Regions from separate parts of the Mus musculus genome. Here all the other regions are linked to region 1. The links are chromatin loops, found by intact Hi-C in ENCODE. Cell type or tissue: left cerebral cortex. All regions are shown on one strand. Each heading gives the region's core, and the rest is flanking DNA. Links, peaks and the distances in the headings are about the cores only. Region 1 holds the start of Map2 (microtubule-associated protein 2). Region 2 has its middle 110 kb from the start of Gm51629. Region 3 has its middle 36 kb from the start of Gm51629. Region 4 has its middle 130 kb from the start of Gm51629. Region 5 has its middle 26 kb from the start of Gm51629.

Region 1 (6,415 bases), core at 435-5,434:
CATTTACTCTAAGTGAAACCTCCAAAAAGAATGATTTGTCCCACATCCAAGAGGTATGGAGGTAGGGATGGGGCTTGTTTGAGGCTTAGATACATAATTCTCCTGACGAATTTCTGAGACAAGGAAAATGCATAACCATGTCATTTCATGTCATTTGTCTTTAAGAACAAAACGTGGCATCTCTTGGGAGAGCACACTCATTTATTTATTTATTTTAATTCCTTCTCCTGTTCAGAATCATGTATGGTTGAGCCTACGCGTTGGAAGCCTGAGGACAGTGCCATGTGTCTCTTCCTCTCTTGTGCTGGGACTACCCACAGAAGCCGGGCTCTTCAGCAATGCTTGTGGGATGAATAAATTAAGTCGCTCGTGATTACCCATTGCAGAGAAAATGAACCTGCTGTAAATCCTCCGATTCATGGTGTACACTCTCACGGCTAGAATCTTTCAAGCTTATAGCGGTTGTCTCAGCCATTTTTTAAAAAGTATAGTTTTTAGAAAGCTAAAAGTATGAAATATTTTCAACTGACAGTCTTAAAGGAGAATTCTAAGGAGGATTCTATCGGGATGCCAGGAAAAGGCTTAAGGGTGGCACTGACTGGTCTCTCCTCAGGAAGGCAGAAAATGTCTTCCATTTTCTTTCTTTCTTTCTTCTTCTTCTTCTTCATCTTTTTTTTTTTTTTTTTTTGGTAAATGACTACTATATAGGTTTTGTGGACAAGAACATATGTTAAAGTCAGAGATAAAGTTAAAAAATTAAAGAGCAGGCAGTAATCATAACTGCCCTTTCAAGTCAATATACACCCTCATGCTAAGTTTAAAAATGATTATTTTTCATGTAAGGCTTGAGGCCCAGATCAATGGATTCAACTGCTTTCATAGCAAGAGAAAGGATCTATTTTCTTATGTTATTAATTCTGAATAAAGCATATGATACTAAGCTCTTTTGAAAATTAACCATTTCTGACTTTAAATATATTTCCTGTTGTATACTAAAGATATTGTATAGAAATTATAATATTTTATTCACCAAATTTCACAACACTGAGTCATCCCTGGGCTTCAGTCTCCAAAGCTCTTCCCATCTAAAAGGGTGAACCATTTTATTTAGAATATTTATTTTTTAAAGCATGGATCCACAGGAAACCTCCATCTAAAATAATTTTTAACATGTTTCTCTTAAGTTCAAATAAATATATTTTCTTTGTGATACACATATTTCAGACATTTTGTTAACTGTCACAATGACAAAAATCCAAACATTACAGATGAGCTAGGCAAGCTGATATTTCTTAGTATTTGCAGCATAGACAAAAGGCATATATTTTTTAGATACTTTCTATTCAAAATAGCCTCGGCTGATGGTGAAATCTGCATAAGAACTCCTACATCTTCTAGACAAAGATCAGACAATCCACTCTGGGATAAAAAACCAGCCATGAGGGTAAACCTAAAATAAAAGCATTCCAATTCTTTCTCAATTGCCCTTCCTTTAAACGTCCAAATAAATCATGCAGTACCTTTTAATTTTCTGACTGAGTGCTTCCCAATCAGTGCTTCCTCTGTTAGAGACAAGCTGAGGAACCTAGAGAAACAAAAGAAACACATATATACATATAGGTTTGTCAGATAAATATCAAAAATCACAACTCACCAATAAGTCCATTCATCCTTGATATCCAGATAATAAATGTATGCCTTGGAGTCTGGAGCACAAAAAAGGCAGCGCTTGGATTTTAAGCTCAATAACGTATTTAAAACACAGTATTCCGAGGCCACATAAAGCTGATCCTTTGAAAACGTGGATTAAAAAGAAAAGAAAATGTAAAAAGCCCTAAAGCATTACCGGTAGATATGCAGCAATACCCCTCGAATGGAGTCTGTAAGAGCTGCCACCGCAGAACCCTGCTTCAGGAACACTCCCTCTGTTCTGTGTCGCTAGCTCCAGACAGACGCAGTCTGAAAGCCACCAGCTCCTGTCTGTGTGTGCCGTGGAAAGGGAAGCTGCAAATTAGAAAAAGTCCCCGCAGTGGCGGAAAGGAAAATAAGGCAAGTAGGAGAGGGAGAGAGAGCTCACTAGGCTTAGAATTTTCGAGAATGATGACAAGCCACTCAGCTCCGCCATCATTCACTGACAAAAGGATGCTGCCTCTGGCTTAGGATTTAGCGGTTTGCCATGGGGACTTCTGGTACCAAATGCCTGACAGGCATTTTAATTGCCTCCATCCAAATGTGTCCCCAGGAGTCAAGTCTATAAGCCTACGAATGTCATCATCTGGTCTCCTTTGTGTCACACACACACACACACACACACACACGTGGGGGCGGGGCAGGCTTAGAGAGACTCGTTTTCAGGAATATAGGATTACAGGCAAGTTAAGCTACACAAACTGGACATAAGTAAATGATCATTAATTGGAATTTTATTATCTATATGAAGTATACTAGAGATAGTTTGAGGTTTTGTCATTGACAGATGAATACAATATTTAAAAACTATCCCATATTATTATTTATGTCCCAAAAAGGTATGTATTAAAGAAGTGTATATACTAGTATATATTTTTCTACAGAAAATTCAAAGGCTTTGTAAATATGATAACTACAAGCTTGGCAATGTGTCACTTCAAGGCTAGCCATGTGATATCCCTCTGCAATCATTTTATTCTGGTTCCATACAAAAGAAGGTGACAACCAGTTTGAGGACTGGGACTTTGCTGTCCCTGAGGTGAAGGTTATTACAGGGAACTCAGTGTTTGGCATAACCAGTCTCCCCTTCGTGTTAGCAAATGAAATTAACAATTGAATATCCCTGTCATACAGTGTGCTTTATGTAGGGGACTTAACTGTAGAATAATTCTTCACCTGTATTATCCTGGAGAAAATGGTTAATAGATGAATTGGTAAAGCATTGTTAGAGCCCTGAACCAGTAAATGGAGTAAATTTTCTGTGTATCAAAAGGGCCAGCTGCAAAGAAGGTTGCTGAGAGGAAGTATCACCATGGTTACCGGAAACAAAAAGCAAGGGGGTGGGGGTTGGAGAGAAGGGAGATGCCAGGAAGAGAGAACAGGAGTACAGTGGAGAAAATCTGGAGACAAAAGGATACAGTTCCTTCTCCTCCTTCTAGAAAGCTCTGCCTCTGACAGATTTGTGTTGTGCTTTCAATTCAATTAAGATGGAGTTTCATTTCCTGCTGCCATGTTCTTCCCCATTTTTGATCATGAGCTAATTTTGCTTTCATAAATATTCATTTTTTTTCTTTTCTATGGGATTGATCCAATCCATATCTGCATCTTCAGAAATCACTCAGCCTCACAGATGAGAAAGCTGGGGCCTGAGGGCTACTACATCCTAATTCCCACACAGAGGCAGCAGCCTGGCTTCCTAACTAGCCCACTGGGCTGTCCCCTCTCACCAAGTGACTTTCTCTTCTTTCCTCTTATGCTGTTTGAAGGCAAAACAGAATCCAGTAAGATCCTGTGCCTTTGATCTTGTCAACCTTTCATTTGCAGAAGCAACATTCTCCCCTTTTAGGACACACTGCACTAATCTTACGAACCAGCTTTGCCTACTGTCTGTGCTGGACTGTGTATAAGGCCACAGAACTTGGGTGATCATAGCAACAGCCCTTCTTCCTTTTACATTCTGGCAGTCAGATGGATCAACTGCCCTTTGCAGATCTATCTTGTTCACCCAGCTTAACCATCAGGGCCTGGGACTTCTGACATTATTGGCATTGTTGTTTTTACAAGCATGAAAGTGGAATATCAAACTGAGCCAGGGTTCCCATGTTGATCGTATATATCACAATGTAAATCTTTCTGGGGTTATCTAAAACAATGATGCTGGAAAACTGGAAGTCCAGGTGTATTGTATGCATGCATGTGTGCATGCCAATGTGTGTGTATGCGTGTGTGTGTGTGTGTGTGTGTGTGTGTCAGTGTGTGTGTATGCATGTATTCATCTATGTGCATGTAGAGGTAGAGATGTCAGTCAAAAATCTTTTTTTACTACAGATTTAAGAAGTGATTTTCCTCAGCCTATGAATCACAAAAATGACTGGCCTGATAAGATATTCTCAATGGTGCAATAATAACAACATTTTTATTGGGGGGATAACCAACAGCTGTCTAATTAGACTTAAGGACTGCTTAATAGGAAGGAATTCATGCCTGGTACTGTGTGTGGCTCAAGCCAACTACACATGGCAGGAGAGTCATAGACCCTCGAGGAGAAGCTACTCCTGCTATTTTCCTAAATTAATCTAATTCCTAACTACATTCTAAATCCCTGTCCTTTCACTTATAGATTAGTACAGTTCTCAGGAATTCTCAAAGAAATTTCTTGCCCCATCAGAATGCAGAATCACAGAGATCCAGGGCTGATCAAAACATAGAGAATAAGTGACTATGGTGTACCCAGTCATAATTGGTAATCTACATCGCAATGCTATACCCAAGGCTCAGGGAACATTCCAGAAGAGGGGCTGGAAAGACTGTCATTGCCAGAGGACCTGCTGAGTTATAGTGTCATTTGCTCTCCTTCTGGACAGAACAAAGAAGCTGAATGCATGAGGTCTTAAAAGTATGGTTTCCTAAGCAAGATGTGTATAATGAAGGCATCAGTTGACAAGCCAGTGTGGCTGGGGTAAATTTCTTGAGGCCCTAGATAAAGGGCTGAGACAGAGAGAATCATCTCTCTCCAAGGATGATCCCCTGATTGGTTGCCCAATCCCAAGTAGTTAGTCCTAAACACATGTACATTTGAACAACACCAGATACACTCAATTCTCTCTGTCTCTCTCTCTCTCATATAATACAATAACAATTAAAGAAGAGAAGGTCATGAGTGGAAGTGATATAAAACATGGGAGGACTAGGAGTTGGAGCAGGGAAGCTGTATTGAGAAAGATGTTTATACAATTCTTATATATGAAAAAGATTTTTAATAGTGTGAAAGTTACATTAATGGATGATTAGTTCAAAGACAATAAAAGTCATCTTTGTGGTACATATGCTTTCCCTATTATTCATATTAAGCATTCTATGTGAATGCCATATTTTACTTACATTGCCATAAAAATCAGTATTTTGATTTCTACTGTATGATTTACATTTATTTAAAATTTAAAATAGATTTCTCTCCTACTTCCTTTGAATTCTGCAAAGTGCCTAGCAAGAGGCTGCAAGCTCTTAAATGACCAGAAAGAGCAGGATTGTCTTCTGTTGATATTATAATACACTATGTTTGAATTTTTTAAATTAAAAAATTATCATAATAGTTAATGAAGGCTTCTTAGGGCCAAAATACTCTGACAATCTTTTTAAACTTGACTATAGCTGAGCATGATAGTTCATGCTTATATACTCTCAATTCAGAAAGAAAAGAGGGGCAGAAAAACATGTTCAAGGCCAGACTGGATCACAGAGTGAGACCTTGTCTCAAAATGATTAAGACAATAAATAGTATGCTTTTTGCTTTAAAAATTAATAGAAAATATGTACTCTCGCCCAGCTGTCTTGATTTTGTTATTTGAGATAATAGGCAGATATGTAAGCATTTTGCAAAGAATTATGATACCAAAGTCTGCTTAATATAATCTTTTTTTCCCTTCAGCTAAGTTGGTCCACATAAACCAATAAATATTACAGTTAAACACACCTGACAAAGATGACAGAAGGTAAGAAGGAGAGATGGAAGAAAAGATGGGAGGGCAAGATAGAAAGATAATTATCAAAAGCTATCACAGTATAAATTATACAGATGGCAAAAGGTGTAAATATCTAGCTTTAAGAGAAACTACAAAAGTACACAGAGCTAACTAGTAAAGGTTCTTGTCCTTATTGCAGCACTATGCAGATCACTGAGGATACCAAAACAACCCAAGTGTCAGGTGAGAATAGAAAACATGTGTGTGCTGCAAATGCTTCAGAACAAAAATACATGTAGATATTGTTATTCCTGAAACAAATCAGCACAGGTTTTATTACTTGTCACAAGCTTGAGCCTGGAACTGAAATGCAATGAGCCAGACACAGAAAGAAAAATGTGGTTATGGTCTCATTTTTAAGTGGATTTCAAAATATCTAACATACAACAATGAAGGGAAATATCAGTAGCTACCATAGGGCATGAACTAATATGAGGGTCAGACATCAAAGAAGACAAATAGCAGTTATGTAATCTTACGTATGAGAGCTCATAAGTAGTATAAAGATTATAGGTAATAAAGTGGTGCCAAGTATAAATAAGGAAGTAGGAGTTTTTTTTAACAAAAACATACTGAAGGTCTGATATATTTTATATAGCATGAGCCTTTGAACATGCTAGAAGTAGAAGAAGCCCAACTAAAGGTCACTTATTGTACTGTTTATTGAATCAACTCTTATGCATCTAATTCACTAGGAGACACTT
Region 2 (6,415 bases), core at 533-5,532, 210 kb after region 1:
AAAAGAAACACTTGTTATTTATTTGTCTCCAGTGATGACTTTGGTTGATCATCCACATTAGAGATAAGGAAAGAGTAATATGATCCTTAGTTTTTCCTAACTATAATAAATACCCAAGATATTCAATTTACAAAGATAAAAGGTTTTGTTTGCCTTAAAATTCTAGAAATTTAAGTCCATTACTGAGAGTGTCTTTGTTGCCTTTACATTTCTGGTGATGAAGCCACATAATCACGGAGGGTCGTAAGCAGTAGGAAAAGGCTATTCACCTCATAGCCAGGGAATCAAAGGGAAGAGAAGAGCCTGGATCTCACTGTCTTCCTCAAGGCCATCCAATAATCTAAATACCTACAAGGTCCTAATGCTTAAACATTTTACTACCTCCTACCTGTATCATGCTGAAGACCATGTTATATAGACCTTTGACCACACTTAAGGTGCAACTGTAGCAAGCAGTGATGCAATGTCTTCTAAAAACAAACTTTTGACTCTGAGTACACCCTAGACAGATTTTCTGCATAGCTATAGAAGAAGTTCGTCTTTGGGGTGGTTTGCAAAATATATTCAATAATTGGTTCTTGCTACATTAATAGTTATTTTTGGAATGAACTAATCCAGTCTGACTTCTCTTCCTACCTTGATAATTATGTTCAGGCTTACCTGAAGTTAAAGAGTCTAATTAGTATCCCAGCTATATAAAACTTTATTGAGAGATTTTTGACCCCAACTGTATCTCACAGCAAAAAAAAAACGTGGTGGCTTTGCTGGCTTAGCTTTATGTCAAGTTGACACAGCTAGAGTCATTTTAGAAGAGGGAATCTCAATTGAGAAAATGCTTCAGCAGATTTGCCCTTTAAGCTAGCATGTGAGGCATCTTCTTGATTGATCATTGATATGGGAGGACCCATCCCACTTTGGGTGGTACTACCCTGGGCTGTTGGTCCTGCGTGCTATTCAAAAGGAGACTGAGCAAACTATGAAAAACAAACCAATGAGTAACATTTTTCCATGGCCCCTGTATCAGTTCCTACCTCCAGATTCTTTCCTTTAGTTCCTGGTCTGACTTTCCTGCATGATAGAGAACAAATTGTAAGATGAAATAAGCCCTTCCATCCCCAAGTTGCTTTTGGTCTTGGTGTTTTTATCACAACCAAGAAACCCTAAGACAGTACAGATGTATCGTTTATCTAAATTACTAGAAGTTAAAAATTAACATAATCTGTAAATTAAAAATTGTTTGTATATATGTATGTGTGGTTTTGTGTTTGTAGGTAGTCACATTGTGGTGCACATGTAGATGTCTGGTGGATGTTAGGAAACAACTTGTGAAAGTGTGAAAAGCAGTTCTCTCCTTCTACCATGTAGGTCCTGAAGATCAACTTTAGACCATCAGGCAATAACTGCTTTAGCCTTACCTTGCCAGACAATCATCTATCTATCTATCTACCTATCTATCTATCTATCTACCTATCTATCTATCTATCTATCTATCTATCTATCTATCTATCTATCTATCTATCTATCTATCTTCTATCATGTGTTTGTATCTGTCTGCCTGTCTGCCTGTCTGTATGTAATATGATGTGTTTGTGTTAAAATGCATATGGAAGTCAGAGGACACTATCAAGTGTTATTCCTCTGATGGCTGCCTACCTTTTGCTTTTGAAAGAAACTCTCTCGTTGGCCTAGAACTCACAAAGCAGACCATACCAATGGTTGCGAACCGAAGGAATCCACCTTTCTCCTGCCTAAGATTGAGATTACAAATGTGTGCCCTATGCCTCACTTTTCTTTTTCATTTGAATTTTGGGTTCCTCATGCATACCTATGAAGTGAGTACTCGATTGAATGAACTATCTCCTCTGCACTGTAATTTTTTAAGTGAAAACAATCAAATTTGCAAATCACTTTAACAAATATATAAACATCTACAATTCTATTACCAGTGTCTTCCTATGTACTGATAAATTACTACCAAATGCCACAAAATATTTTTCATTTCCTAGTTTCAGCTAGTGAAACTACTCATAGCTTAATGATTTTCTACAGATTAAGATACAAACACAAACAGCACATTATCATTCCTGGAAAATGAGTAATAGAACAATTAATATCTGAGAAGAATTTTTTATAGCTTACTTACTTGCCTACAATTTGGAGCTTAATTGAACCAAATTCTTGCACACTATAAGTACGCACTGTCTTTCCTCAGTATTAACACTATAATAAAATATGCAAACATTCGTGGCATTTGCCTCTACTCACTCTTCTTCTGAGAACAGAAAGCAAAAGGCTTTGAGAGAACTTAATCCCACTAAAATCCCTTAAGGTATTTTAATGATACTCATACAAACAAAAGGTGTATCAGTTACAGGTTATCTATGTCAATTCTCACACTTATTTTATACATTTGTGATATGTGTTGACCCAAGTGAAAAGGCTCAGTGTGCAGACCCTGCTGTGTGGTTTAACCGCAGTATTGCCAAAGCTTCCTGGCTGCATTGCAGATAGGTGTCTAGTACAACCTGTTAAATGGTTACCATCGTGAGTGAATTCTTCCTTTTAGAAAACTGATGATGTCCCTAGGAGTTTTGTCTTTAGAACAGTCAAGATTTTCTCTGCAGTTATGAGGCCTTCTCTCCCATTAAAGAATTTGGAGAACTGAACCCATGTGGATATAGAGTTGATACATTGATCTCTGCAGTAATTGAAACAACTGTGGATCATTATATGAATATAATGTAATATTTTTCTTCCTTGAGGTTACCGGGTTTCTAAACTAAACATCAGGTCTATACACATTCTTCTTTTCACAAATAGCCTCACTTTAAAAGCTATTAGTAGCCTACAACTTCAATTATTCTTTAATGTAGTGGTTCTCAACCTACCTAATGCTGAGACCGTTAATTAAGTGCCTCATGCCATGGTGACCCACAACCATAGATTTATTTCATTTCTACATAATGACTGCAATTTTGCTACTTTTATGAATTGTAATGTAAATATCTGAGATGTTGGCTGCCTAATATGTGACTTCCCAACCCACAGGTTGAGAACCTCTATTTTAATGTAAACTAAGAGAAACTGCTTGTCAATATGGTTATTCCAATAATTAAATGTATGAATGTTCAGTTAATTAAATAGGAATATAAATCCACAAAAATTAAGACCAAGTTGATTGGTCAGTAAAAAATTCACAATTTATAGTACAGCCTAGCAAGGCTATTTTGTTTTTACCACCATTGCTTTTTGCCTTGTCATATGCTTCTTCTAAGAAGCATAGTAACATGCAGAGCAGCCAGTTCCCTGTGCTGGTAAAGATTTAAGAACCAACAGAAGCTTAAGCTGTTTGCTGACTCAGCCTTCTCCTGGGGATCTGCCAAGCTGAGTTAAGACTGGAGATCCTCCCGGGTTCACAGGAAATTAGCGTTCAGTAAAAATATCCCCAGGGCATGTGTAAAATGTCACTTGCTGCATGTCTGAGATGTATTCTATAGAAAAGATGGAAACCTTTATTGTCTCCAGCTGTGGCGTATTCTGGTTCTTCCTTTCCAGGGCCCAGTCACTGGTGAGTTCTGCAGCTCCCAAGAACACATTCACTCATAGGCTTTCTTATAGCTGTTTTGTAAATTATGATGTTTTGGGACTTCTTAGAAATATTTTGAAATGTATACATGCTTCAGAACTGATATCCAGTGTTAGCAATGAAAATTTCAAAATTAGCAATGAAAAAACGTAAATGCAAAATCCTTAAAAAATCAGTTAAATATTTTGTATTACTCATTTGAAAATTTTCATATATATATGTATATATATATATGTATCCTAAATGATATTGATAACATAAACCTTGAAAGAAAATTGAAGTTACATTAAAACTCTTGTGAAAAGAAAAACAAATTTCCAAAATTTTGGATTATCTTCTATTACTGAATTAAAAAGTTGGATGAGGGCTGGAGAGATGGTTCAGCAGTTAGGAACACTGACCTTTCTTCCAGAGGTCCTGAATACAATTCCCAGCAACAACATAGTGCCTCACAACCATCTGTAATGGGATCCGATGCCCTCTTCTGGTGTGTCTGAACACAGCTCCAATGTACTTATATACATAAAATTAATAATAATAATAATAATAATAATTAATAATAATAATATTAGGTTGGATGAATTTCTCGACCCAAAAGAAGAAAAATTGAATAAAGCAGATATCATGTCATGTGAGAAAATAAGTTACACAAAGTCACCTGGAGACATAATAAATCTCTCTCTCTCTCTCTCTCTCTCTCTCTCTCTCTCTCTCTCTCTCTCTCTCTTTCTTTCTCTAATCTATCTATTAGAGAGACAGATATGAAGATATTACAGTGTATATGTATGTATGGAGATATAAAACAACTGTATCTGTATATGTATATATACTACAGTATACATCTATGTATGAAGATATAAACCACCTCATGTGGAAATGTTGACCTCAGTTCCCTTCTCACAGATGCAGACAATTCTGAGGTTTACCTCATGTCTCAGAGTTCCCTTGCTGGATCAAGCTGGAGCTACCCATAAGACATTTTTCTGAAGATTAAACCTTTGTCTGGTAACTTATACACCTCCAATATTTCCTCAAAATCTTACTTGCCCACAGATTTTCTTCTCAAGCTCTGCCTCTGAAGAACCTAACATTGCATAACAGTCAATCTGTTTCAAAGGAGACTGGAAAACCTTTGGCCTATCTAGTGAAACAGAACAAGGAAGTTATTATGCTTAAATTTCACTCGTCTTTCTGTATTAAAGGATCCTGGCACACTGCCTGGGTGGCCAGAAACCAGAGACTGGACAGCACAGAGACATGGGATAGAATTAAAAATGACTGGGGAAAATAAGTAAATGAAATGGTACCTAATTAGTTCTGCTATACTCATATACTAGAGCCTAGCCCAATCATCATCAGACAGACTTGATCCAGCACCTGATGGGGACAGATGCAGTGACCCACAGCCAAAAATTAGGCAAAGATCAGAGAATCCTATGGAATAGGGAGAGGAAAGATTGTAGGAGCCAGAAGAGTCAAGGATATGGCAAGAACATGGCCTAGAGAATCAGTCTCACAGGGCACACGGAGACTGAAGGGACAATCGGGGAGCTGGTATGGAGGTGAACTAGGTCCTATGCATATGCATTATGGTTGCATTCTCGTGAGATTCCTAACGTGGGAGTAGTGCTGTTTCTGACTCTTTTGCCGGCTCCTGAGACCCTTTTCCTCTTGCTGGGTTACTTTGTCCAGACTCAATATGAGGGCTTGTGCCCAGTTATGCAATGTTCCATTGATATCCCTAGGAGGCCTCCTCTTTTCTGCAGGAAAGTGGAGGAGGAGTGGCTCTGAGGAAGAGAGGACCAGGGGAGGGACTGGGAGAAGAGGAGTGAGGATATAATATATGCAAGAAGTTAGGATGTAATATATAAGAGAAGAATAAATAAAATTTAAAAAGAAGTTTTGAAGAAAAAAATAATACTGTCAATTTTAAATTAAAAAAATGAACAGTTTAGGATTGTATGTGAAGAAATCAATCTAATATGTAATTTGAAAAACTTCAGGTAAGATCAGTTTCTTTCAAACCCATTTGAGGAAAATCAAGCCTATAGTTAAGAGAAGTGGATACGCCAACAATTCTGTAGTGAGGGAGACTTCTTAAAACAATTAAAATCTTCTCTTTGGACATGGCATGACTACTGGACACAGAACTAACAACAGCTATGCTTACTTGCACTATTCCTGTTTAAAATCAAACGTGCTAGCACGGATCTGGTGACGGCCTTGAAAGTCCTCACTCCTACCTGAGGCACTATTGGCAGTTAATGGCTCCCGGGGGAGGGATAATCACCTTACTTTGGGATAGAGCCAATAGTAATTTGCCCATGCTCCAGTAGATGACCTCACACTCTGAACACGCAGGCAGAAGCCCTAAATGTACTCATTGAGTTAATTGTAGGAAGCTATCTGCATGGAAGGTGTGGAAAGGCATTGGAGGGAACAAGTTGAGGATAGATATTATCAAAATGCTTTGTATATATGTATGAACTTCTCAGACAATACATTTAAAAATATTTTAAAGTTATTTTTAAGAATACCTAGTCATTTGGGCATATGCTAAGGAGTGGTATAATCATATCATATGATAGATTTAGCTTTTTAAATTTGTAATAAATTTTATTTTGGTGCTTCATCAAAGAATACAATATATATTCAAAAATTTTAATTTATTTTTTTTACTTATTTACTTTACATTGTGCTTACTGTCCCCCTCCTGGTCACCCCATCACACATCTCTTCCCCCATCTCCACATCCCTTTCTCCTTTGAGCTGGTGGGAGTCCCCGATTGCCATTCCTCACCCTGTTACTTCAAGTCTCTGTGAGCTAGG
Region 3 (6,415 bases), core at 410-5,409, 130 kb after region 1:
CCCATGTAAGGTTTAGTCATAAATTATTAATTTCCATTCACTGATACTAATGGAATTAGTCCTTGGGAAAAGATCAGAAATACTGTTCGAGAGAGACATAAATTCCAAATTCTCATTTCCTACAAAGACAAAGTTCAAGGTTCTACTTATCTGAAGTAGTTTGAAGAAAACCTGTAATAATTTTCCATGTACTATTAGCTGTTACTTTATTTGGCCACTTATGGTCATTAGGTTAAGCAAGGCAACACAGATTTTAAACATACCACATTTCTTTGGATTTTATGAAATGCTAGCATCACTTTAACATGCAAAATACTTACCTGGTGTATGAAATAAATTTTTATAGTAAACTATACTCAGAACTGAAAATGAAAACAGAAAGGGTTCTCCCAGGAAAGGAGGGGAGACACCTGAACAAACACAAAGGAATCCTGCCATTGTCTATATAATGCTAAGGTAATAATAACCACTGCAGAACAAAAATGATGACAAAAAGTACACAACCACAGAACATGATCTTTTCTTAGAGGAATTTTACCCCAGCTCCCTATATTAGCATTTTTTTCTGTTATGAGTATAGAAATATTTTAGAAAATATGGTGTTTTTCATGTTTTATTGAAGCTCAGTACATGTTGTCTGACCTTAAAATACCACAATAATTTAGGGTTAGGGTAAAGAATTGGGGTGAGAGATAGTTTCCCAAGGTTTGGGTGTGATGACGAGACAGCTAGCCTAAGAGTGAATGATGAAGACACTGGACAAGTAGGTCAAGAAATATGATGTAAAACATACTTGTTGCACTGGATGACTGGACTACAACTAGCTCCCTATAAGATATAAAGCAAGTACGAACTTAACCAAAGAACCCACCAACAAAAGCTAAATAGGACCATGAACCAACTTCGCTGTTCAGTTCAAAAATATCACTTTATTGCACAGAATATGCCAGACACTCCGCTAGAAACTGGATTTACAAAAATGAATATGATAGTTCCTTCCTGCAAGAAGTATAAATATTCAGCGACATGCAAATATAAAAGCAGGTTTTGAAAGATGAAAGCAGTTAGTCATAGGGTGGGGGTAGGGACTCACTGGAGAAAGAAGGAGCAAAGCAAGTGGTGTCTGGAGACTCCAGTTGTTTGGTGCTTCTGAGGCCAAAAATACAGGCAGGGAGTGGCTGAAAATAAGCCTGAGAAGATAGCATGCTTTCAGACTTGTGCGGCTAAATTTAATAAGCTATATTAATAAGACATTGAAGGAAGGATTTTTAAGAGGAGAGCTGTGGTTAGAAGTGCAGTTTCTAAAGAGCACTGGCTCATACAAGGGTTGACTTTAATGGGAAAAGATTGGAGGCATGGAAATCAAATATTGCATTTTTTAGATGAAAGGTCCAGAAAAACTTCAGCGAGAGTAAAGATGGAAAGATATATATTTAGGACATATATATTTAGAAGTCTGCGATAACTTTTGGTTTCTTATTTGGGACACTTGCATGACATAAGAAGGGATCTGAAAGAAGGGTGGAGCCTAGTGGCTGCTGAAATGAGTTTCCTCCTATGAACATGGCGCATTTCTGCTGTCTAGGGGCAGGCATAAAGGCACGTGGCAGGTACTTGAGTATATGAGCCTGACTTTCAGGGAAGAAGTCCTAGCTGGGGGTGGGGAGGACAAAGGCAAAATACAGATGCTTATCAACACTGTAATGGTGGAAATGGTCCACCACTGTGAGAGGACACATACCAAGCCTTCTCTTATTCACTCAGTTAATGAACTGAGTTTCAGTCCTTAACCATTTGAACAACCTCAAGGATGTTACCATCATACAAAAGACAAAACCATAGATGGATAGGTATTTCATAGCAACCTAAATAAATCATCCCATGCCCTCGAGAATTTGAGGTTAAAGGTTTTCTACTTTCTTCAATTGAATAGTTTGTGTCTCTCTCTCACACATACAAAAAAAAAAATACTGTTCTAAAGCAATGTTTTACAGTTCCTTTCCACTGACATTTCATTCTACCATTTCAGAACCACTAAATATCAAGACTTAATGTATACAGCCAAAATAATATACACACCAGTTTGGGTTATGTGCACCATTGATTAGGACAGTTAAATCTTTACAAAGCACTCAAATTTGAGCACAAATATAACAGAAACTAATTGATTGATGAAAATCCTCAAGCTTGAAAGATTTCATGGGTTTTCTCATTGTGGCTAATATAAAACCTCTGGCTATGTTTATAATCTCACTATTCTGTCTTAGGGTAGCTTCCACAAAAAGCCATCTGTTTCGATTCATAAAACCACATGGATTGAAAGACAACCCATGCTAGTAGCCCTGTAGTCCTCCAATTCAGAGCCCATCTACTGTGATGAGGCAGTGATGGTGTGCATGGGCTCCCTGCACAGTTATCCTGTAATTTGGACCCAGGCCCAGCAGAATGGAAGGTCTGTCTCTCGATTAATTCAGCTTTCCAGCTTCCTCGCATCCCAGACAATCCACGGGTTGTGTCCACTCAGTTCCTTATAAATCACTTCCCTCTCAGCTTGTCACTTCGCCATTTGTGACTTGTCCATAGTCGGAAACCTTCCTGAACTCTTTTCTCGCTCTGATGGCACTGATATTGTTTGAAAGAAATAGCTCTCATTATGCCCTCTCGATAATTTACATGTTAATTATAACTCCAAACAGCTGCCTTCCGCGGTGAAACGCAGTACAATAATTCCTTCAGCCGTGCCTCCTTTCCCGAAGCATCATCTCCTCCAAGGGCATAGCAAGTAAAAGCATCCTCAGGAGATTTCCAAGCACTGTTGTATATCATCTGCAGGCAACAAGAACCCCAAAGAGTCCCCAAGAAATGGTTGCTTCATAGTAAATCTGATGGATTGTTTTAAGACTTACTACATGATTAAATAAAATGTGACCATACAGAAAATGAGTAAAAAGATTCCACTTATTACCTTTAGATATTTTATTTTAGCGACACACCAACTCCCCGAAGGGCAATGACAATTGATAAAAGGTCTAGGGTTGAGTCTCTTCCCAAAGCCTAACTGCAACCTTGTTTGTTTGTTTTTTTTTCCCAATAGCTTTCATACTTATATCCTTAAGCACAGCTATGTGTTAAAAACCATATTTTAACACATCATGACCACAAATGGTCATTTTAACACATAACCATATCATGATGTGACTCTTCTTTAGCTAAACATTATCATATGGACATTTCTTTCTCCAATCGTTTTTAGTTATTCTACTTTGTTTCTTTTTTATTAGACAGGGTCTCATATGTGACAGACTGGCCTTGAACTTGTCATGGAGTTGAGGATGACCTAACCCCTAACCTTCTGACCTTTTAGCCTCTACCTCCAAAATGGTGTTTTAAGTACTTTTAATCGAGTAAGCTAGTGATGATGAGGTCTTTCCTCGAAGCTTGTTGGTTACCAATAGAGTGTGAGGTCTCTGCCTTCATCACTGGTCAATCAGCTCCTGGATGGAAAAGGCACAATCTAATTTTGTTCTTTATATTGCTAATATGGCAAGTTACAGGAAGGGGTCTCTCATTGGTTTTTTATTAAGAAATGCAGAATACAAAGTAGACAGTCTCAATGAATGGATATGTTTTCTCTTAAAGGCTCCTCCTTGATCTAGCCATCCTCTGTGACATTTGGTTTTTTCCTAATTTAAAAAAAAAAAGAAAGAAAAAAAAAGCCGGGTGTGGTGGCACACGCCTTTAATCCCAGCACTTGGGATGCAGAGGCAGGCGGATTTCTGAGTTCGAGGCCAGCCTGGTCTACAAAGTGAGTTCCAGGACAGCCAGAGCTATACAGAGAAACCCTGACTCGAAAAACAACAAAAAACAAAAAACAAACAAACAAAAAAATGTGTTTACCCAGCATTCTAACCACTACAGGCTTGGCAGAGCAGAAGCCTAGTAACAGGGTGAATTGACTTACACACATGATGAGTTACTGTGTTTCCTTTCCAGTGCATCTCAGAATATGAAGCTGTCTTGGAGGTAACAAAACCTATTCCCTCACACTGTAAATTGGTAACTGGAAGACCAGAAAGTCCAATGACTTTCTTCAGGTGTTAGAGAAAACACAAGGATAATTACAAGCTTCCTATGTTTTTCAAAGGCAAATCTGTGTATTCCATAAAAAATGGATATTTTTATTTGATACCTCCAAATTTTACTACTCAAAAAAGGCACCACTTCTTTTTTCTGTTATAGGATGAAAAATGTTTGCTAATAAAGTTTTCTCCTAAACAAACTGTTCTAAAACTATTTGTAAGTTCATTTAAAATATTTACTATGGACTTTTTTTTTCATCCACAGTTTTCTTGCCAGTAAGAAAGGAGTCATTGCAAAATAGTGAGAATAAAATGTTAGTATAGATATCATATACAAACAAATACAAATTATACTTTCACATGGTGGCATATTACCTACTTAGAAAGTTAACTTAATGTATTACTCAAGGAAAAATATCTAAAATAGAACCATTTTATAAAATGGTCCTGATCTGCTTATTGCAATCTCAAGTGCTAATCATATCATAATAGAACTATTTTAAATTTATCATGACCAAACACTTATTGCATGGGGTATAAAGAACTACCCAAAAAGGTCAGAAATTGATATTTGTTGTATGACAAAACTTTTCCTAGGGACACAGAATACATGCATCCACTCACCTCAGACAGAAAACTCATATCAGACCAAAGTACAGATAGCACTAAAATCCAACTTGCCAAGCTAATTTGTTTTACTGGGGCTACTTATAGGAGGATGATGACGAGTTACTTACAGGATCAGAAGCTGCATCACCAAGGCCCACTCCTTCTGTGAAACTTGGAGCACACAGCACAGCCTGCAAGCAGATGGACAGATAGGAGATTCTCCTTTCCAAGTGACTCTGGTCTAAACCTCTACTGGGCAGCTTGGCTGGTTTCTGCTTCCTCTGGGCAGCTTGGCTTGCACTGTAGGCAAGCTCTTCACGAACTGAGCTACATCCCCAGTACTCTACTCTATTTCAATGATATTCTTTTAATAATCTACATCTAAGTGAAATAGCATAACATCTGTCCTTCTGAGGCCAGTATTTTTTAACTCTAAAATGAAATCCTTATAAAAACTGTTATAGACTTTTCCAAAAGAATTTTTTTCAATTCTATTATTGGATTAAAATATGAGCATTTATATAACATAGGTATCATAAATTTGAAATACAGTTTCTGTGTTAAAAATATCATGTGTTTCAATATATATACACTTAGATTTTGTGAGGGTGGTAAATAATAAGAAATCTGACTCCCAGGAGTCATGATGTAGGCTGTGTCTTCACTCCATCTTGAAGACTCTGACACAAGTCCAGAAGCAGCATGAGCAAGCCCTGCTCTGCCAAATCTAATAGCTCTCTGCTCACTAGAAATACATTCCACATAGGCCTGACTCAAAGCTCTGGGCTTAGTGATGGGTGCGGACTTCCTCATAGAGCCTTGCTACCTTTCCTAAAAGTCTGAGAACCTCATAGGTAGATAATCATTTGCAAAATGCTATTGAAGGGGTTTTCCACCTTTGTGTCCAGAAAAATGCTAAATAAAATCACTGGAGTTAACTACATGATAAACTACATTTTTCTTATTTATCACAGGAAGTAAGGCCATGGCTATTTAATTTGTTCCAAAATAACTGGTGACTGTTTTTTGTATGTTTTTGAAATGTCTTGTGATATGAGAAGGAGCCCCAGAGCATATAAGCTATTTTTTAAAACTGGAAATAATCAATAGAAAAATGAAGGTTAAATATATAGGTGCTATTTATAAATTTATTTACAAATTCAGTAAACGGATCTCTCTCTCTCCCTCCCTGTACCCTTGTCCCCCCTTTCTCTCTCTCTCTCTCTCTCTCTCTCTCTCTCTCTCTCTCTCTCTCTCTGTGTGTGTGTGTGTCTCTTTCTCTCTTTCTTTCTCTCTCTCTCTCTCTCTCTCTCTCTCTCTCTCTCTCTCTCTCTCTCTCTCTCACAAACACACACACACACACACAAAAACTTATTTTAGCCATGAGAAATCCAAACTGAATTTGCTTTGATGAAACATAATGACATTACCATTTCCTTGTGACTTAAATGCGTTTAAACCTTTCCTTCTAATATCTTACTTTGTATATTTTGGTACAGTATTATGGCACAAGTCTGTAGCTGACCATGGACAATGATGTTTTTTATTCTAATCACTTCTGACCATGCCTACAGCAATCACTCAACATGTTGTCTAAGTTTCACTATGTTAAAAATATGACTTATTATACTTTATATTTCTCTTTGACTCTAAGCCATAAGAATGGAAAAAGCCAGCCAACCTCATATATAGATGCTAAGAAGGTAGAATAGCAGGCATGCTGTAAT
Region 4 (6,415 bases), core at 660-5,659, 220 kb after region 1:
ACCCTGAACCTTTGAATTCATATACTGATAAAAAGTGTCTTAAATCTCTGATTCTACTTTGCCACCCTCCTCACCACCATCCTTCTTCAATTGGCAAGTTTCACATTCAATTTTATCTCAATTGTCGAGATCCACCACTTTAATAGTATTTTACATAACTAATTCTGTACAACCACAAGCCTGCAGTTGCATAACTTTAGCTTCAGTAGTGCTGTACACTTCACAGTCAGGCAATGAGCCGTAATTAAGTTACTTTTTCTTTCAAAGCAGCCCCATGAATCTGCACTATTAGAAGGTAAATGCTCTTCGGGTGAGGAGGAAGAAGATTGATTTATTTGATGTGAAATAATTTTTAATCTTATCTTCAAAATGCTGCAATGCTTGATGGGTGTTCTGTTGAAGTTTACCCCTTTTTTTTCTCACTTAATGGTAACTTATGTCTTTAAAATGTTTTCTCAATTATTTCCATGATGTCTCAGATAGGAATCAGACCAAATTAAGCAATTATTAAATAGTAGTATAAGCGCCATAATGCTTGAGTAGTAATGACAAAAGGAGAAACAATGAAATGAAACATAATGTTGACCATCAAAGCATCCACAGCTTCCATGGTAGAAAGAAGTCTGTCCATGCACAAATCAATAAGCGGGGCAGAGAAAATAATTTTTTTTTTAAAAAAAATTCACAATTTAATCTAGAATGTACAAAAACTCTACCATATGGCACCTTGCTTCTTATCTGATTTGATTCATTTTAAGGCTACTTAATGAATTTTTAGATAACTCAAGCCAATGCAGGTATAGTAAGGAATGTTATTATAGTTGTCTTGACTCTCAGTTTGCACTTGCTACACTTGAGGCCTCCTCATAGTATTAGACAAAGCAAGGAAAACCCAGAGATGGAACCAAGCAAACAGTAAACATAACAGAGACAGCTGATCCAAACTGCAGTCTTTGTTCCCAATTGGACAGTCCCACTAGAGAAAACGAAAGCCTTCTTTAGCGAATAATGCATTTTACATAAATTTACTTATTTGTACTGCAATTAAAATTTAACAGGGAGCTAATGATAAATATACATTATAATTTTTCTTTTTTATAACAAAGTGTATGTTTGAACAAATTCAATAAGGAGCATAAAATAAACTATTTCAATGTTTGGACATTTATTTACTTACTTATTATTCATCCATTTGTAAGCCTGGGGATTAAGTCTAGGACGTCACATATGCTGGGCAAGTGCTGTACCACTGAGCTACATCCTCAGTCCTGGAGACTTACTTCTAAATGGAGAAATGTCACAGACTTTATGTCAGACATCTTTTTTATTGACAGCCATGGGGCTCATGGGACACTGATTGTGTCACTAGGCTGTCAGCACCACGTGGCTTAAAATTTTGATGGAAAAGTAGGAACTACAAATCCAGACAAGCACAACTTTTCACATGATATTTCATAACTCAAGATTCCATTCTCATTAGAACTCTCTTTCAGTGATATTACAAAAATTTGCCGAAATTGCGTTTTCAGAATGAATGCTGACTCTTCATATGTTCACTAAAACTGAAAACTGTCAGACTCTCTCAACCATCTACCTCCATAATCAGAAATATGGAAGCATGGGAATTTAAACAGGTTCCTCAAATAGGCCACCACTATTCCTGGTATACTTGTAGGTAAATAGGAAGAAAATTACATTGTGATTTCATTTTCATTTGTTTCAATGCTTAAATTTTCCTCTTGAAGATTCTCTTTAAAACCTGGGTATTAGAGATATTATTTTAATATTTTTGAATTTTTTTTAGAAATCTTTTTGTTGTCATCATTTCTGATTTAAGTTAAATGTGGTAAGCAAATAGATTTTGAACAATGTTTCTTTAATAGTATCTTGAAGCTTCTTAGCACAGAATACAGCTTGTTATGTTCTCCACCCCAACCCTATGTGTGTGTGTGCACGTGTTTGTTTGCATGTGTGTGTGTGTAAAGAACATTTTTTGTTCTTGTTGAAAATTACCTATGAAGGTGCAGTTGACCTTGCTGCCAGGCTGCTGTGCCACCTGCAGAACTTCCTGGGAAAGTTTCCACATTGTATTGTGAAACCTCCCTAGGGGTGAACTTCCCTGGATGCCACACTTGCCAGGTAAACACTGTAGGAGCCAGAAGAGGAAGAACACACCAGGAGGAGGGAGGTCTTTCTTCACGTGCAGGCTCCCTCTGCTGCTGAAGCTTGCTGGAAGGGGCTTTACTACATTAAGTTCCAGCATGGCACATACCCCCAAGAAGAGTGGATTTGAAGCTAATAGGTAGCTCTGGCTAGTGTGCCCAAAACAGAATCATGTGGAGAACTCTTGCTAATATTTATTACAATGTGGCTTGTTTTTATCACACGGCAAACTAGTAGGGGGGGTCATATCAGTAACAAAGCTAGAAATTCAAACTTCTTGAGGTAATCTACTTACTAAGTGGAATCATGTCACTTTCTTATGATTCTCCTTTACTACTTATAAATAAAATAAAACTGCTCTACAGATAAATGAATTTATCATTAGATGGTGCTATATGCCCATGTCATTTAATATTTTCCCAATAGCTAGCATTTTATTTTAATAATTGTGGCTTTATAAGTTTATGTAAAGGCAACTTGAAATTAAGAAATTTACAAATTACCTAAAATTTAAGTAAGATATGGCAAACTAGGTGCATTTTTTTTTTTAGCAGAACAGCAACAAAGCAAAGCAAAACCCTTAGAAAATGCACAGCTTGTGTGTGATTAACATTGACCTGTGAACATGTACCTTGGCTACACACCACTGTACCAGGTGAGTCTGTTGCTATTGCTGTGGGTGCTGGGCATCTTTCTCCCCATTTAAATCTGTTCATCTTGATAGGGCTAGAGATATCAGAATTTGAGCAATCTTAAGGCTGTAATACGAGAATCTGACCCATAGTAAGGTCCGCCTCCCCCCCACCCCCCATCTGTTACTGCATTCTGAATCATCTTTCCGTTCTCCATTTCTGAACTTAGAAAAAACTTGAATTTTTCTACCTGATCCAATAAATACCAAAAAGGAACAAAGTAAAGAATAACCTACTTGGACTTAGTGGCATTCATTCACTCATGCAAAATTATACGGTGTCATCATGTTGTCTAACAAAGCAGTCTGTAGTGAAAAAGATAAAATATCTAAAATTTCCTGAAGGAAGTGTTAAAGAAATAGTGCATATAAGGTAATTATGTATGCTTTATGTATGTGTGAGTGTATGTTCTAGAGTATAGATAGGGTCTCATCCTGCAGCCCAGAGTGGCATGGAAGCTTAGCTCTTCTGTATCCTTTTGAGTGGTAGGATCTCAGGTGGTTCTTAAGACCAAACAGATTAGTGTTGAAATATTTATTTTAACATCTTCAAAATGCATAACTTCTCGTTAAAACCTGAAGTTCCTGTGTATAGTGAACTGTGTATGCTCCTGTACGTAGCCATTTAATTTCAGAAGGCCTGTTTCCTTATCAGAGAGGGATAGGTGTGGATTCAGTGGTCTGTGTAAAAATTTGTTTTTGTTTGAATTTAAAAAGAAGTATGTTTTGAACATTTGAGAAGTAGAATTTAGATATTATAGCAGAACTTTTCAGATGTTTAGTGCCAGCATTACTGTCACACTTCCCTGACAGTTCCTCTGATATTCCATGAGATGGTGCTATGTCACTATATGATGAGTTCCTATTTGCTATTTCTCATAGCCTGTCACAGAGTTATGGGTTGTAACTATTATTTCAAAAACTATTACAGCAAAATGATATATATAATTTATAAGAAAACAATTAGTGATCAAAAATTACTATTTAAATTAAAAGTTGAAAATTTTCATTAAGTGACAGATAATAAGCATACTAATAATTGTGGAGCATATGTTAGTCTACACTGAGAACTGCCTTTCCAACTTAACATAAGCTTTCAAGTGTGACTGAGGAGTGATTGATTTAGTTATATAATAGATTTATAGGGAAAACATATCTTTCTAACTATGTGCAGTAGTCCTACTAGCTCATAAATGCTCCATGTCATCGGTACCTGCCTAAATAATAATTAACGTCAGCTATATCTATTAGAGGTCATAGAGTCAATCAGGAGATAAATACAGGATTAACCCGGGTTCAATCATAAAAATAGGAATTAACCATTTCAAGCAGATAGTGATTTGATATAGTATTGTTTTTCCCAGTGTTTGGGAAGGTTAAATAAATGAAAATGGTGATGGAGAAGGCAGGTATATTTTCGGAGACTCAGAGAGAGTGGGACTCATGTTTGTTGCCCTGTGTGGTGGATCAGAGGCAGACAATGATGACACCTCTCGGAGACAAAAAACAGCTGCCAATGCTGCTCTATAGAACTGAGGCTGTGATTTGCCTTGGGATGCGATGCCATTGTGACAGTCATACTGAGAGAGAATTCAAGGTGTTTGCTGCACAACTCATACCTGCTGAATCTCAATTCCTGATTGCAGGATTCTCTACCAATGTCTTATTTGTACAGGAGTTCAAGAAAATACATGGTAAGGAAATTAGGGAAGTAGTTCCCAGGTGTTTTAGTTAGGGTTTTACTGCTGTGAAAAGACACCATGACCAAGGTCAGTCTTACAAAATACAACATTTAATTGGGGTTTGCTTACAGATTTAGAGGTTCAGTCCATCATCATCAAGGTGGGAGCAGGGCAGCATCTAGGCAGGCATGGTGCACACAGAGTTGAGAGTTCTACATTGTAATCTGAAGGCTGCTAGTGGAAGACTGACCTCCAGGTAGCTAGGTGACACTCACAGTGACACATCCAACAGGGCCACACCTACTAATAGTGCCACTCCTGGGCAGAGCATGTATAAACCATCACACCAAGGTTGTGGCCATAATAATAAACAATACAATGTATAAGAGAGTCAAACAGTGCTTAGTGTTGCAAGCAATTCCCAGCACACATTGTGTGGGATGTTTGTAAAGGTCCACTACTCTTGACAGCTGAATGTTGTTGTCTTTTTAAAGATAATTTTATAAAGTATTTATTTTTATCCATTCATGTGAAAAATTCTGTTGGTTTAACTGGGTCTTTGTATTCTTGTAGAGAAATTTTAAGATAAGAAGTCAAGAGTAATCTACTTGTTAGTAGATCTTTTTTCTTTCTTTCTTTCTTTCTTTCTTTCTTTCTTTCTTTCTTTCTTTCTTTCTTTCTTTCTTTCTTTCTTTCTTCCTTCCTTCCTTCCTTCCTTCCTTTCTTTCCTCTCTCTCTCTCTCTCTCTTCCTCCTTTCTTTCTTTCTTTCTTTCTTTCTTTCTTTCTTTCTTTCTTTCTTTCTTTCTTTCTTTCTTTCTTTCTTTCTGGGGTTAAATCTAAGGCTTTGCACAAGTAAACAAGCACTTTATGACTGATCACATCCCCAGCCCAATGTATCTCTTTACCGAATCCTAGTATTGTAAGCATTCTCTCTTATGAAGACAGAAAGAGCAAGGGTATTTGTTGAAATCCAAGAACTGGCTCTTGGTTTTTTGTTGTTATTTTGCTTTGTTTGCTTATTTGGATTTTTTTTTTTTGGTTTTGGTTTTGGCTTGGGTTTTTGTTTATTGGTTTTTGTTTTGTTTTTTGTTTTGGTGAAATGTTTTCAAATAATTTAAATGCATATTTACACCAACATTGGAAGCCTAAAAGCCTTTAAGTTTGAAAATTATGACAGACCAAAAAGGAAAAGAGATGAAGGAAGGACATCTGTGAGATGGCTGAGCTGCAAACCCTGACAACTGGATTTCGATCCTTGGAACATGGTTGGAAGAAAGAACTAACTGACCCTTTAATTTGTCTTCTGGCCTCCACAAACATGCTGAGACATTGTACTGGCTAGTTTTTTGTCAACTTGACACAGCTGGAGTTATCATAGAGAAAGGAGCTTCAGTTGAGGAAATGCCTCCATGAGATCCAACTGTAAGGCATTTTCTCAATTAATGATCAAGGGGGAAAGGCCCCTGTGGGTGGGACCATCTCTGGGCTGATAGTCTTGGTTCTATAAGAAAGCAGGCTGAGCAAGCCAGGGGAAGCAAGCCAGAAAAGAACATCCCTCCATGGCCTCTGCATCAGCTCCTGCTTCCTGACCTGCTTGAGTTCCAGTGCTGACTTCCTTGGTGATGAACAGCAGCATGGAAGTGTAAGCCGAATAAACCCTTTCCTCCCCAACTTGCTTTTTGCTCATGATGTTTGTGCAGGAATAGAAACCCTGACTAAGACAGACATATATCTTACTCTTTCCTCACCATTAATCATTGTAAAAAAATTACATAAATGGAGGAAGAGAAGAGCAAATATGGAGGAAGGAAGGGAGAAATTAATGCCCAAGTGTTTATTTAACATACTAAGATATTTGTTTAATATCTATTTTGGAAT
Region 5 (6,415 bases), core at 488-5,487, 120 kb after region 1:
GGGAAATGAAGAAATTATATTTCAATCTCAAAAATAAAAAAGGCAATTAAAAAACATGAACACTATTAACTTGTGGAGGAATGGATTTATTTCATCTGCAACTCTTAGGTTACATTCCATCACTGAGGGAAGTCAGGGCAAGGACTCAAGGCAGAAATATGGAGATAGGAATTGAAGGAGAAACCGTAGAGGAATAGGCTTACTGACTTGCTCCCCGTGGGTTGGTCTGTCTGCTTTTTCATATAATCTCAGACCTCCTGCCCAGGGCTGACTCTACTCACAATGAACTGAGCCTTCCCATACCAATTATCAATCAAGGAAATGCTCCACACGGTTACCCATAGGTCAACTTGGTGTGGGCCTTTTTTTGCTTCCATCAGAGTAAAGGCACAACAGTAGCCCTTAACTGGGAAAAGAATTGGCATAGACAAAGATTATAACCAAGAATTTGGTTTACTTGCAAAAGCAAGCATCTTGGTTACTGCCTCAAACCTTGTACAGACAAGTAGAGCCTCAAAGTACGCTAGGAGGGTGTGTGTGAACTGTGCAAGTTTCTTGCCTTAAAGACTTTCATTGTTAATGAGCATGTGAAAAACTTTGAGTGATTTAACCTCTACTTACACACACACACACACACACACACACACATACTCACATGTGCTTATCTAAACATTTATTGCAGCCAATATTAAACCATTATGCTGCACTGTTATATGTTAAAAGTATACATTCCAAAATTTAAGAGATAGAGTTGGGAAGTTTTAGAGTTTTAGGTCGTCCCCCCAATGCTTAGTAAGTTTTTGTACATGCTAGGCTATGGATTCCTTGTCTCAAAAGTAAGAGTATATACATCCAAATATTAAAGTATCTTCATGGTAATAAGTGATAAAATTTTCTGTTTTGTTTCTTGAAGGGAAACTTGCTTTTTAAAACATAAATTCTGGCTAATGTTGGAATGAATTTGCTAGGCAAGTGCCAAACAATTACTCTCACGGCCAGTCTGTCATTAATTTCTTCACAAAAGCATAAATACAAGATGGATAATGGCTGATTATGCATCATTAAGCAGAGGAATATCCGGGGTTCAAGCCATCTCGAAAGGAACAACAACATCTCTACAATTAGGTTGTCATTCTGAGACATAATAACAGAGTCCTAAGCACAGAGACCATGAAGCACACTTCCACCCTGCCTGAATCATGTTTTATAGAAGACAGAATCACTTTCTGCCTAAGCTACACTCAAACCATCAATGAGCATTGGCAAGCAAGAAAACAAAGAAAGCAAATCCAGGATTGCAATGCAAGAATGAGGAGCAAAAATATTCAAGGTCAACATCTAAATCTCTTTTAGGATAAAAGAAAAACATAGAGACTTATTATTTATACATAAGAAAGATGAACAATGTTTGTAGAGACAATAGTGAGCCATTGCATCCCCTTTAGTTCTGACATGGAAAAATGATGTCAGCTTGCAAGAGTAGTGCTCAGAAAGATATTACACTGTTCCTGCATGGAGGCCTCCATATTTCTTCTTGAACCATAGCTATTATTTTAGTGTGGATTAAAGAGAAAAGGCAGCATGAGAGATGGGGTTATCTGCCACAGGTATCCACCACATGGTTGCTAAAGATGCTGAAATAAGCATCCATTCTTTAGTGTGGCTTTATTCAAATCCAACTAACAATTACATTCTAAAAATATACATTGTCAGAAATGTCATTATCAGAGACCGAAAAACATGAAATAGCTTGAGATATGTCTGAGGATCTCATAAGGAAGTAATAAATATCATGACTTCTCTCTAGGTAAATGACAAGATACAAAGAGTACAAGAATGTCTTTAGATTAAAAGGAAGAGACTGACCTGTGCTCAAAAGAAAGAGGCAGGTTGCAGACAGAATTCCTTTCTAGAGAGAAGAGCCTGCCAGGGGACCGATGAAAGTGGGTTTCATCTCCTTGAAGAAGCTAGGGAAACCCAATCGCTCGAAGAAATAGGTCTCTTTTATTTGCATATAGGTCAAACTTCCCCCATACTGTGTACTCTGAGATCACAGGTCCATTCCTAGAGAAACCTGTCATTTCAAACTCCCTCTTACTTTTTAGCTTTACCTCAAAGAAGTGATCAGGTTGACTCTAAAGGCTTTACTTGAAAAAACATATTTTTTTTTATTCCAATGTATTCCTTTGGCTCCTCCAATCCAATACTTCCGCATCAATTTCAAGCTGGCTAAAATCCCACTAACAAGCAACACAATCTTTGTATATAGAATTACAGACAGAGGCTAGAAATGGCTACAGCTATGCTGAGGTATGCATTTATACAATGCAAAGATTCACATATTATGCAGACAGTAACTAGGTTAACTGCTCATTAAAATGAGGTTTTTTTCAAGCAGAGAAATTGGACTTCAGGAGAAACCTGGCATCTCAAGTCCTCACTGAACCCACACAAATGAGGCTCAGGCCTGCAGAAGAAAAACAAGATGCCGGGAACAGAGCTATGTTTAGCCTCCTAGAGCTGTACCTACACACTGGGTAGCAACTGTGCTGAGGATCCTTATGAAGCACTACCATTCTGCTTAGTACGTGAATCAGTCAGGGACCAGTTAGAAAATGGGGTTTTGACAAAGGCATATTTGCCATGGCTAAGGAGGGATGCTCTGCAGGCATGGATAAAGATGGGATGTGCCAGATGATGTTATCATACCCAACAGCTACCAGAGGAGACAGAAGTCCAGAAGGGCACACTCTCAGAGCTGTACATCTTCTACCTCACTAAAATAGAGAGAGAAGTTGATTCTGCTGGGGTGATCCTAATTTCATTAAAAAAAAAATAGTGTCCAGGTAAGTGTCATGTCAGTATTTATGTGTAAGCAATTCAGTTGCTCTTATTCAAACTGTGTATACTTAGATTATATCCTTCAGGTCTCCCACTAGAGGTTATCGTCTTACAAGCTCAGCAGAGAACATAAAGGTCATATTTTAAACTTGATTACTGGTCTCAAAACCTATCGCAAGAACTGAGAATTTCTAAATTGTGGGTAGAAAATAATGGCTTGAGGTATATAATGCAGTTTTGATATCTTTAGATGATGTACAAGAAGCTCATTTTAATAAGATATCGTGAGGTAATTCTTATTAGAATCTGAATTCTTAAATTAATGTAATCAATTTTGAAATGAGCCTTTCCAAATTAGCTATCATAGTCCTTAACCACAAGGTAAGAATTTTATATTATTTATAAAATAAGAGATAGATAGATAGATAGATAGATAGATAGATAGATAGATAGATAGATGGAAAGGACAGTTTAGTAGTATACATGAACACTTCATTATGACTCATAGAGGAGTATGTGAACAGAAGCTAATAACAAAACATATAGGTAGTCAACTACTGTGATGCATTAAAATGGTAGCTTTTATACTGTAAGAATATAATTGACAAGTTCTATTTATATATTTTTACTAAAGAGAAAAATGGAAGTGAAATATCTCTAGCATTTATTAGATGACAATGAAGTCTTCACATGGTCTATGTGTCAAAAAAAAATCACTTATTACTCTTAAGCAGCCTCTGGATGGTTCCCAGTACACTGTGTCAAAGAAACTTCCACATTCTTGCTGAGGGGACTGCTTACTACTTTGTGCTCCCAGGCCAGTGTCTGTGAGGCTTTTTTAAAGCAATCCGCAACAAAATAGGTAAATGACTTAAAATGCTCCTTATACATCATTGAAAATGGGAAATAACAGCAATCACACAAGGTCACAAACACACACACACATACAACAACAGTGTCTCTAGTCTTTTTGTTGTTGTTGTTGTTTTGTTTTGTTTTTTCGAGACAGGGTTTCTCTGTGTAGCCCTGGCTATAGACCAGGCTGGCCTCAAACTCAGAAATCCACCTGCCCCTGCCCCTGCCCCTGCCCCTGCCTCTGCCTCCCAAGTGCTGGGATTAATGGCATGCACCACCACTGCCCCGCTGTGTTTCTAGTCTTATATCCCACCTATATTGTTCTGGAATGTAATCACAAACAGTGGTAAATAAAAAGCCATGGAGGATTTGTCCATCTCCCTGAGAAAAGACATTTTCCAGAAAGTGCTGCTACTGTTAACTTAGGGGCATCCCTTAGGAACTACTATTTTCAATAAAAAGACATTGAAATCGTGTTCCAGCTTGATAAGAAGTCAGCTAAAGAAATAGAAACCACCGGGCAGTGGTGGTGTACACTTTTAATCCCAGCACTTGGGAGGCAGAGGCAGGCAGATTTCTGAGTTTGAGGCCAGCCTGGTCTACAGAGTGAGTTCCAGGAAGGCCAGGGCTACAAGGAGAAACCCTGTCTCAGAAAACCAAAAAAAAAAAAAAAAAAAGAAAGAAATAGAAACTGAGGCTTCTGAGACTATTTATATGACATACTTTTGTATGATACCATTAATTTTAAACCACAGTGCACTTTCTGGAGATTCTTATTAATGCCATGGAAGCAATTTAAAGATGTTTACCATTGTTCCTTCTAATGTGTGCCCATGTGTAATATTGATTTTATATTTTAATATAAATAAAATAATTAGGAGGTACAGAACTTTTAAAATATAAAAGCTAACATAATTCAAGGCAAGATGCTCAAAACTATCTTAAAAACATGATTTATTAACCAAGTGACAGCTGTATAGATTAACTGAAAGTTGTGAGAAAGCACCCCTCAATACCCTATTTCCTTATGCCATTCATATGAAGTATTTCTGCAGTTCTAGAGCTCCCCAAAATGTTCCTTTTTGTCTGTAAGAAATTTTATGACTATATTATCTTCTCTATATTAAGAATAAAAGAATATATGCCTCACCTTCTGTATTCATGTGCTAAGTGGCGCAGTACAGGAAACTTAGCGCATTTATAACCTAATGGGTGACTCTCTAGTTGCCTCTTGATGCCAAGATGCTAACCTTTGGAGTTCCACAGTCTAACATCCAGAAAGAACTAGATATTAAGAAAGATTATAAAGGAACTATTTTCAGATAATGGAATTATATATACATATATAATCATATAATGGAAGCAATTCCATTATAATCATAATGGGGTACAAGACTTGCCCCATTAGCTTTTGGATTTTAATGATAGAACTATAGACCAAACTTCAGGTTCAGGATCTCCATATCTCTCCTGTCCCCAAACTCTATTCACAATACCCATAGTATGCATATTGTTACTCTACCCTTCAAAAAGGCAAGTGTCCTAGTAAAAAATAGCAACACCCTCTTGAATATTTATGTAGATGCTAGAGTTCCAAGACCCTGTGACTATTACATTGTTTTGGGGAAAGATCTTTGGGGCTTAATTAAGTAAACACTGTTAAGATAAAGAATTCCTTCGGAATTACCTGGATGGAGTCTAAATCCCCAAGATAAATGTCCTCATAAGAGACATAGGGGAGGTACAAGATATGAAGATGTCAGAGTGAAAATAGAAAGATGTAAGCCATGCACCACAAACCAGATGATTCCCCCAACATTTAAGGGGAAGCTAGAAACATTAAGGACTAGAGTTCCATAGAGCCACATAAGCACTTTGAATCCAGAATCCTGGTCTGCAGAATTGAGAGAGGATTTTATTGTTTTTTTTTTTCTTTTTTTTTTAATTAGGTATTTTCCTCATTTACATTTCCAATGCTATCCCAAAAGTCCCCCATACCCTCCCTGCCACGATTTTATTGTTTTTAAAGTTTTTATTGTTTTAAATTTTGTAGAAATTTGTTACAGAAGCCACACAGAATTAATATAGCCAGTGAAGGCTCTATGGACCTGTATGTGGTCTAGAGATTTGGCTCTATTAATGACCAGGATGTAGGAAAAATGGGGGCTATTAAGGTTTCTGGTTTGGAAGACATATACAGAGCATGGCCACCAGCTGAAACTATTAAAATGGTTGTTTACAGCTTTATTAGTTACACATTTCTGAAGCTCAAGTAATTATGTGGGGAATATTTGTGTCCCATCATTGTGAATGCTGCCCTAGCACTGATAGCCACTGTGCTAGCTCTCTCTGTATTGTTTTTCAGATCCAATGTTCCTTGAAATACGGTAAGGCATTGACACGGTATGATGAAAATTTTTCTCTTACTGGTGCTATGTTGTACAGGAGGAGAAAGGAAGACATCTGGGCTCTGCTTCATGTCAGTGCTTCCTGAACTTAAGCATGCAATTGGCTTTCTGTAAGAGCTTGTTGAAGATAAGAGAAGTAGAGGCAAGCTTGAAGATTTAAGCCATTTATCTATTTAAATGTGGCTGATAGAATATATTTTTGTACCGTGTGTGTGTGTGTGTGTGTGTGTGTGTGTGTGTGTGTGTGTTTGTGCTCGCACGCGCGCGCACATGCACAAGCAATGTGCCCTTGGAGGCCAGCAGAGATTAAA

The links. A loop is a pair of places that touch in the nucleus more often than their neighbours do. Peaks named below come from ENCODE experiments on the same cell type or tissue, not always from the same donor. Only the 100,000 strongest peaks of a DNase experiment are listed, where the experiment ranks them.
Region 2: it touches region 1 in a loop (2.9-fold over the local background); 4 of 42 quality-filtered maps call a loop at or near these places.
Region 3: a loop joins it to region 1, with 2.7 times the contacts of the local background. A loop is called at or near these places in 2 of 42 quality-filtered maps.
Region 4: it touches region 1 in a loop (2.5-fold over the local background); 4 of 42 quality-filtered maps call a loop at or near these places.
Region 5: a loop joins it to region 1, with 2.4 times the contacts of the local background. A loop is called at or near these places in 2 of 42 quality-filtered maps.

What each region holds. Positions count from the first base shown.
Region 1 is chr1:66,317,574-66,323,988 of GRCm38, reverse strand. It overlaps Map2 (microtubule-associated protein 2), which reads right to left and starts at 2,265. Exons shown (of 15, transcript NM_001310634.1): 1 at 1,847-2,265; 2 at 1,521-1,585. In left cerebral cortex, for the core only: no CTCF peak of the experiment used is centred there; DNase peaks (open chromatin) are centred at 1,496, 2,010 and 3,035; H3K4me3 peaks cover 2,419 bases; H3K27ac peaks cover 3,305 bases.
Region 2 is chr1:66,112,488-66,118,902 of GRCm38, reverse strand. No RefSeq gene overlaps it. Among named protein-coding and RNA genes, the nearest start is that of Gm51629, 110 kb to the left of the region's middle. In left cerebral cortex, for the core only: no CTCF peak of the experiment used is centred there; a DNase peak (open chromatin) is centred at 3,367.
Region 3 is chr1:66,191,583-66,197,997 of GRCm38, reverse strand. It overlaps a transcript of Map2 not described here. Among named protein-coding and RNA genes, the nearest start is that of Gm51629, 36 kb to the left of the region's middle. In left cerebral cortex, for the core only: no CTCF peak of the experiment used is centred there; DNase peaks (open chromatin) are centred at 1,543, 2,467, 2,702, 4,854 and 1 more place; H3K27ac peaks cover 710 bases.
Region 4 is chr1:66,097,301-66,103,715 of GRCm38, reverse strand. No RefSeq gene overlaps it. Among named protein-coding and RNA genes, the nearest start is that of Gm51629, 130 kb to the left of the region's middle. In left cerebral cortex, for the core only: a CTCF peak has its summit at 3,681; a DNase peak (open chromatin) is centred at 3,662.
Region 5 is chr1:66,201,805-66,208,219 of GRCm38, reverse strand. It overlaps a transcript of Map2 not described here. Among named protein-coding and RNA genes, the nearest start is that of Gm51629, 26 kb to the left of the region's middle. In left cerebral cortex, for the core only: no CTCF peak of the experiment used is centred there; a DNase peak (open chromatin) is centred at 2,488; H3K27ac peaks cover 1,306 bases.